Linked DNA regions of Homo sapiens: region 2 is linked to region 1. A link is a contact called in ENCODE Hi-C or POLR2A ChIA-PET data. All regions are on one chromosome and are shown on one strand. Each heading gives the region's core, a stretch centred on a gene start or an enhancer-like site at or near the end of the contact. The rest is flanking DNA. Distances are from core to core; before and after follow the strand shown.

Region 1 (3,696 bases), core at 256-2,755:
GGTTTCACCATGTTAGTCAGGCTGGCCTCAAACTCCTGACCTCAAGTGATCTGCCTACCTCGGCCTCCCAAAGTGCTAGGATTACAGGGGTGAGCCACCACACCCAGCCTTCCTTTCCTTTTTTTTTTATTTTTTTGAGACAGAGTCTCACTCTGTCGTCCAGGCTGGAGTGCAACGGGCGATCTCTGCTCACGATTTTTAAAAATTATTTCCACTAAGGAAACTGAGGCATGGATAGGTTACGTTGTCCAAGTTCACACAGCTAATAAAATGGGAGGATTCAGGAATTTGGGGGTTGTATTTCAGTAGGTGCAAGGAATTTCAAAAGGTAATGTCATCAGTTAAGGCAGGAACCGGCCACACTTCTTTAGTGATTCTTCAGTTACTTTAGGCCATCTGGATGTATACGTGCAGGTCACAGGGGATATAATGGCTTAGCTTGGGCTCAGAGGCCTGACACTTGGTAAATAGACACACACACAGACACACAGACACACAGACACACACACACACACACACACACGCTCCGGTAAAATTCACACAAGTGAGGCCGGGTGCGGTGGCTCACGCCTGTAATCCCAGCACTTTGGGAAGCCAAGGCGGGTGGATCACTTGAGGCCAGGAGTTCGGGACCAGCCTGGCAAACGTGGTGAAACCGTCTCTACTAAAAATAACAAAAATTAGCCGGGCGTGGTGGTGCATGACTGTAGTTCCAGCTACTCGGGAGGCTGAGGCAGGAGAATCTCTTGAATCAGGGAGGCGGAGGTTGCAGTGAGCCGAGATCACAACACTGCACTCCAGACTGTAAAAAAAAAAAAAAATAAGAAATGAAAAAGGAAAAAAAAATCACTCAAGTGGGACGGTCTTCTCACTGTTGGAAGACCTGTTGGACTCGCTAGTAAACGGGAAACAGGGCGAAATAGGCGTTTCTTCCCCAGAAGCTCTTAAGAATGAATGAATGTTTGGCCCAGCGCTGTGGCTCAGGCTTGTAATCACAGAACTTTGGAAGGCAGAGGTGGGAAGATTGCTTGAGCTCACGAAATTGCAGTGAGCTATGTTCACGTCACTGCCCTCCAGCCTAGGAGACAGACTGAGACCGCATCTCTAAAAAGAAAAGAATGAGTGGCGGGAAGATCCCGCTCCCTGCCTGCGTATTGAGAAACTGCCTTACAAAAGGCCAGGCAGGGCAGAGCCACGCCAAGTTCAGGTGCGTTCCCTGTGTCCCCACTAAATGCACTCGCAGGGTGCGCATCGCCAGGGCGCAAGGCGTCTGGGCGTCTCTCTATGAAGAGGCGCCCGCAGCTAGCGAGGCGGGTGCACTTTCCTCGGGAGCGGAAACTACAGCGCCGCCTGGAAAGCGTGCCGGGGCTCGCGGGTCCTGGATCCCCAGTGCCAGGGCCAGGCGTTCTGGCCCCCGAGTGGCGCGCGCTCCCAAGGGGCGGGGCGGGGCGGGGGCGTGACGGGCGGTGGCCGGGGGCGTCCGCTCCTCCCCCTCGCGGTCGGTAGAGCTGGCTGCGCCGAGCCCCCTGCGCGCTGCACATGGGGCGCCTGACGGAAGCGGCGGCAGCGGGCAGCGGCTCTCGGGCTGCAGGCTGGGCAGGGTCCCCTCCCACGCTCCTGCCGCTGTCTCCCACGTCCCCCAGGTGCGCGGCCACCATGGCGTCCAGCGACGAGGACGGCACCAACGGCGGCGCCTCGGAGGCCGGCGAGGACCGGGAGGCTCCCGGCGAGCGGAGGCGCCTGGGGGTCTTGGCCACCGCCTGGCTCACCTTCTACGACATCGCCATGACCGCGGGGTACGCGCGCCGCGGGGCACCCTCGGGCCCTCCCCGCGCCGCGGTCCGCGGAGGTTCCGGGTTCAGGGGGCGCGGGCCGGGGTGTAAGGGGCGCGGGGGGTGCGGGCAGCGGCCGTGGGGGAAGGGAGCTGTCGCCGCGGCCACCGCCGGGGTTGAATGGAGCGGGCGGGGGGGCCGGGCCCTGCGCGCCTGGCATTGCCTAATACGGTGCACGGCGGGGCGCTGGCCGGAGGTTAAGTATAGAACCGGGCAGGAATGCGGTGCCGGCCCGCGGGGGAGGTGGCTGCTGCCCCGGCGCCGCTGCCTTCGCTGCTGTTGAAGGAGCGCCCAGCCCTGGCCACTCGATGGTCTCGGGAGCGCAGAGCTTCATGCTGCGATCGCTGGGCAGAGTTTTCGCCCCTGTTAATTTCACCGCGACTTTTTTTTTTTTTTTTTTTTAAAGCACAGCACGTCCTAGAGCTTGTCACTTGGGACGATTTTGAAATAACCACCCCACTTATCCCAGCGTGGAGCTCCTGCCCAGCATCTTTATGGCCTCAGGCTCCGTGGCTGATAAGCTGGACCTTGATTTTTGGCTTTGAGTATGACTTTGCAAGTTAAGGTTACACAATGACTGTCGCTCTTCGCAGAGCTCTCAAAGTGACTTTTGTGTCAACTGCTTCTCAAAACCTGTTGGGAAAATGCTTTTCCATTTCTCAATTGCACTGCCTTTTAAAAAAGTTATTTTCCCATTATCACTCGAAGTATTAACTTATGTAAACGCGAGGAAAAGTTTACTATTTTCTTTTTTTCTTTTTATTATTTATTTATTTATTTTGAGACGGAGTCTCGCTCGGTCTTGGCTGGAGTGCAGTGGCGGGATCTCGGCTCACTACAAGCTCCGCCTCCCGGGTTCATGCCTTTCTTCTGCCTCAGCCTCCCGAGTAGCTGGGACTACAGGCGCCCGCCACCACGCCTGGCTAATTTTTTTGTATTTTTAGTAGAGACGGGGTTTCACCATGTTAGCCAGGATGGTCTCCATCTCCTGACCTCATGATCCGCCCGCCTCGGCCTCCCAAAGTGCTGGGATTACAAGCGTGAGCCATCCCGCCCTGACAGTATTTTATTTTATTTTTTAGACGGAGACTCATTCTGTCGCCCAGGCTGGAGTGCATTGGCGCGATCTCCGCTCACTGCCAACCTCAGCCTCCGGAGTTCAAGCGATTCTCCTGCCTCGGCCTCCGGAGTAGCTGGGACTACAAGCGTGGGCCACCACGCCCCATTAATTTTTGTATTTTTGGTAGAGACAGGGTATCACCATGTTGGCCAGGGTGGTCTCGAACTCCTGACCTCAAATGATTCCCCCACTTCGGCCTCCCAATGTGCTGGGATTACAGGTGTGAGCCATCGCACCGGGCCTAATATTTTATTTTAATTTTTTAAAAATAGAGATGGCCTCTCACTGTGTTGGCTAGGCTGGTCTCAAACTCCCGGCCTCAAGCAATCCTCCCACCTCAACCTCCAAAAGTGCTGGGATTACCACTTCCGGCTTAATATTTTAAACTTTCTCCAGGGTTTATAGAAAAATGTGATTGACAAAAATTTAATAAATCTTTACCTATGGTGATTGAGTTTCTATTATGTGCTTAGCATATGATATTGAATGCCAAATACAGTTCATACAAATGTTATTTACTGAGGACTTACTATGCAGGGGACTGTGTTGGTTATTTTAGGTGTATTTTTAGTCCTTTAAAGTCCTGTGAGGGGCACATGATATTACATTATATAGATTAGAAGAGTGAGGCACAGATACTTGCCCAAGATCACAGCCAGCAAGTGTCAGTCAGACATGGGTTTCAACCCGGACTCTCTGACTCCACTGTCCTGCTACTTCATCTTTCTTTCCTCCTAAATTATA
Region 2 (3,649 bases), core at 974-3,473, 110 kb after region 1:
CAGGAGAAAGGCTTGAACCCAGGAGGCAAAGGTTACATCAGTGAGCCAAGATTGTGCCACTGCACTCTAACCTGCTGAGCAACAGAGCAAGACTCTATCTCAAAAAAAAAAAAAAACCCCACAAAAAACAAACAAACAAAAAAACCTAAACCATTGTTTTAAAAGTTTCTAGACACTTCTCACTCAGATGGAGACCAAAAATCACCTTTGACAGTGACTTTTATTTTTCATTCTTGGAAGGATCACTTGTGTGGCCTCTGTCTACCCAGACACGGAGGTGCCTAACTGCTCTGTGGAGTGGATCATGCAATACTATTTGTTGTTTGACAAAGTCTCTGCTCTATAATCTTTAAAGTATTGGGTTTGGGGAAGTAGACAGGAGGGACATTCTTACACAGGGCTCCGGGAACCTCCAAGGAAACAGAGACCTCAATCTCTTCCCTTTGGAATTTAAGGGAGCTGTGGTTACAAGTACCGGCTCTGGAGTCCGCCTTCCTAGGTTCAAATCCTCCCGCCAGTTACAAGCTATGCTACCTAATCTCTTGATAGCTCCATTCCTTCATCAGAAAAATGTGGCAAAAGTTGAAAGGATTCCTATGAGAATTAAATGAACAAAGTACTTAGAACAGGCTTTTAAGTATTAATGTCATTACTGTTTCTGTTATTGAAGAACTGCTTTGAGAACTGAGGTGGTGCTGACTAATGTCTGAGGCTGGCTTGCATGGATACCAGGAATTTCCAAGACAGAACTCATATCAGGAAGGGATTGTCTGGGCTTGTGGCCAGGATCAACATAGGACCTTGCTTGTTGGTTTCAGGGCAACCTTTGGATGAGGCTGGAAATTGCTCCTGCTTCTGCTAGTCTGCATGGGCTTAGGGCACTGAGTAGGTGAATGCAAATAAAAGAACTATAGTCATAAGGGCCCTGCTGTGAAGTACCACAGAGAGAGGGATCTTTCTCCTTTTAAGAAACTTCACGGTCTGAGCAGTAGGATCATTGGAAACCAGAGTAGACAATGACACAGGGTCTTCAAGAAACTATCTGGCAGCAGCATTAAACAATGAAAATGAAAGTCAGGACTGATCAGATTCACAGTTTTCTCTCCTCTTGGAAAAACTTCCAGAATTCTTGGGGGCAATTCTGGGCAAGTGAGCACTTAAGTAATAAAATTAAAGATGTGTAATAAGCTTGTTTGTGTCTGAATGTGGCAAGATAGTCATGCTATTAAAAATATTCTTTAGATGGATATTATAATTATTTTAATTCTGTGAGTATATGTAGCCTTGGAAGTGGCACTAGGATTGGGGAATAAAGGAGAAAACCAATCTAGAATTTAAAAATATACTTGAGACTTGTTTTACAAGTAATTTGTATTAGCCCTTGTTTTAAAATATCACAAACCTTGGCTGGGTACAGTGGCTCACACCTGTAATCCCAGCACTTTGGGAGGCCAAAATGGGAGGATTGCTTGAGCCCAGGACTTCGAGACAAGCCTGGGCAACATAGTGAGACCACATCTCTTAAAAAAAAAAAAATTAGCCTGACGTGATGGTGCGTGCCTGTTGCCCCAGTTACTCAGGAGGCTGAAGTGGGAGGATTGCTTGAGCCCAGGAGGTTGAGGCTGCATGAGTTGTGATGGCACCACTACATTCCTGCCTGGGTGAGAGAGTGAGACCCTGTCTCAAAAATAAAAATAAGATAAAATAAATGCAAATCATTTTTTAGTTTTCTGCAGTAGTATTGATAATTCAAAGTTAATTCAACTTTTCCCCCTACAACTTCCAGAAACAGATGCAGAAATTCAAACCATAACAAATACTTTCTGAAGTGACAATGAGTCATATCAGAAGTGTGATGATCACGCAGATGGGCTGATATAACTCATGATCACCCATCCGGACTGTGGACGTTCTTGTTTTTCAAACGTATTTGAATGCGTTTGATAAAAGCTGTAAATTTCTGGCTAGTCTGTAAATTGCAAGCATTCTCTTTGGGGCTTACATGTCTACTTCCCTTAGCTGGGATCAGCGACTTCTCTTGGGCCTTTCCTCCAGCAGGCTGGGTCCCCTCTCTGTACAGAAGTTAAAAGGATGTTGTCAAGCACAGAAAGGTAAAGTACGTGGAGAAGCAAGAGACTGAGGTTCTTGTCTTCTCTCCACCATTTAGTGGCCACGCAATCTGGATAAGTCACTTAACCTTACTGGATAAAAAATGCCTTCGCTACCGAAGATGGGAACTGGACCAAATAATCCCTTAGGCTCACTGCAAAACAGCAATACTTCTATCCAGCTGCTAAAATTTTGTACGATGTCTCTGGGCAGGATTATTGTCTTTTAACATTCCCTTCTTTTTTCAAATATTATACAATGATAATTTATTGCTAGTTAAAATTATTTAACCAAGAATTTGCACTATTAGTACTTCTTTTTTTCCCCAGCTAAAGAATTGCTGAAATGTTGGCATTACAAATTTAAGAATTTTTGCTAACATAACTCTGCTTTCCATATGTTATTTCAAAAATGGGCTGGGCATAGTGGCTCATACCTGCAATCCTGGCACTTTGGGAGTCTGAGGCAGGAGGATCGCTTGAGCCTGGGAGGTCGAGACCAGCCTGGACAACATAGCAAGACCCCATCTCTACAAAAAAAAAATCAGATGGGCATGTTGGCACGTGCCTGTGGTCCCAGCTACACAGGAGGCTGAAGCAGGAGGATTGATTGGGCCCAGGAAATCAAGGCTGCAGTGAGCTGTATTTGTGACACTGCACTCCAGCCTGGATGACACAGTGAGACCCTGTCTCAAAAAAAATTTTTTTAATGTAGTAAAATGTGTAGAATTAATGATCTTGATCCTAAATCATTAGCAACACTGTCAACTTGAAGCACTAGAACAGAAAAGAGAAGCTGTTCTCTGGTATCACAAAGGCCACCAAAACTCTTGTTTGCGGTTAGTGCTGTGAGAGGTTCAACTTTAGAGTCCCAAGTTCCTTGTGGGTTGTGAGACCACAGGCCAGTTTTTTAGTATCTCTTTTTTGCTACCTGTAAAAGGAGAGTTGCTTTATGAATTAAATAACTGCAAAGCTTTATAGATAGCGTCACACTGTAAAGGGTAGATATTTACCAGCATTTTATAAATTAATTGTGCTAACAGAAGGAAATTCTTTTCCAATATTTTTTTCTCTGATTAAAAATATTTTTATTTGTCATATCATAGTCTCTGGCTACAGATTGCCAAATACAAGCTGTTATTTTATTTGCAATAATTTTCATTATCTTAAATTCAAATCTCGATATAATGTGATACATTTGCTATGTTTTGATTCTTTAAAACAGGATGTTTTTATTAGAATAGTCGTACTCTAGCCACAGTAAGAATGAAAAAATTGAAAGACTCAAAAACAAGTCATCATTACTTTGTTTATTTTCATCCAAGTATAATACGTACTTGAATATCATCTCTAAAATACCATTTCTACCAAATGAATTTGTTCACTAGTGTGGAAATATAGAAGGGAAAATAAAATTAAGGAAACTTTTAAGGAATTATTAGAAGTTAGACGTGTGTTTTTGACAACAAAGCAGTGGAAATGCCTCAACACTGTGAACAATTTAATAGGGTAATATTTTAAAATCTATACTTTAATAAATA

The links. Hi-C counts contacts between places; a loop is a spot of excess contacts on that map. ChIA-PET counts read pairs that join two places held with the same protein, here RNA polymerase II (POLR2A). Pooled maps may share reads with other maps.
Region 2: a pooled map shows a loop between it and region 1 (4-fold over the local background). The contact joins the enhancer-like site here to the promoter of HACD1 in region 1. A Hi-C loop is called at or near these places in 5 of 50 pooled maps. POLR2A ChIA-PET finds 5 or more read pairs at or near these places in 3 of 52 experiments (A549, BJ and endothelial cell of umbilical vein).

What each region holds. Positions count from the first base shown.
Region 1 is chr10:17,615,183-17,618,878 of GRCh38, reverse strand. HACD1 (3-hydroxyacyl-CoA dehydratase 1) reads left to right here and starts at 1,505. Exons shown (of 7, transcript NM_014241.4): 1 at 1,505-1,796. The coding sequence starts at 1,540. RefSeq lists a silencer at 1,305-1,964.
Region 2 is chr10:17,509,730-17,513,378 of GRCh38, reverse strand. No RefSeq gene overlaps it. Among named protein-coding and RNA genes, the nearest start is that of ST8SIA6, 57 kb to the right of the region's middle. Within about 2 kb of position 2,223, at least 11 of the 41 ENCODE cell types and tissues checked have a DNase peak (open chromatin) inside an H3K27ac peak, as active enhancers do; they include endothelial cell of umbilical vein, where a contact is called at or near this core.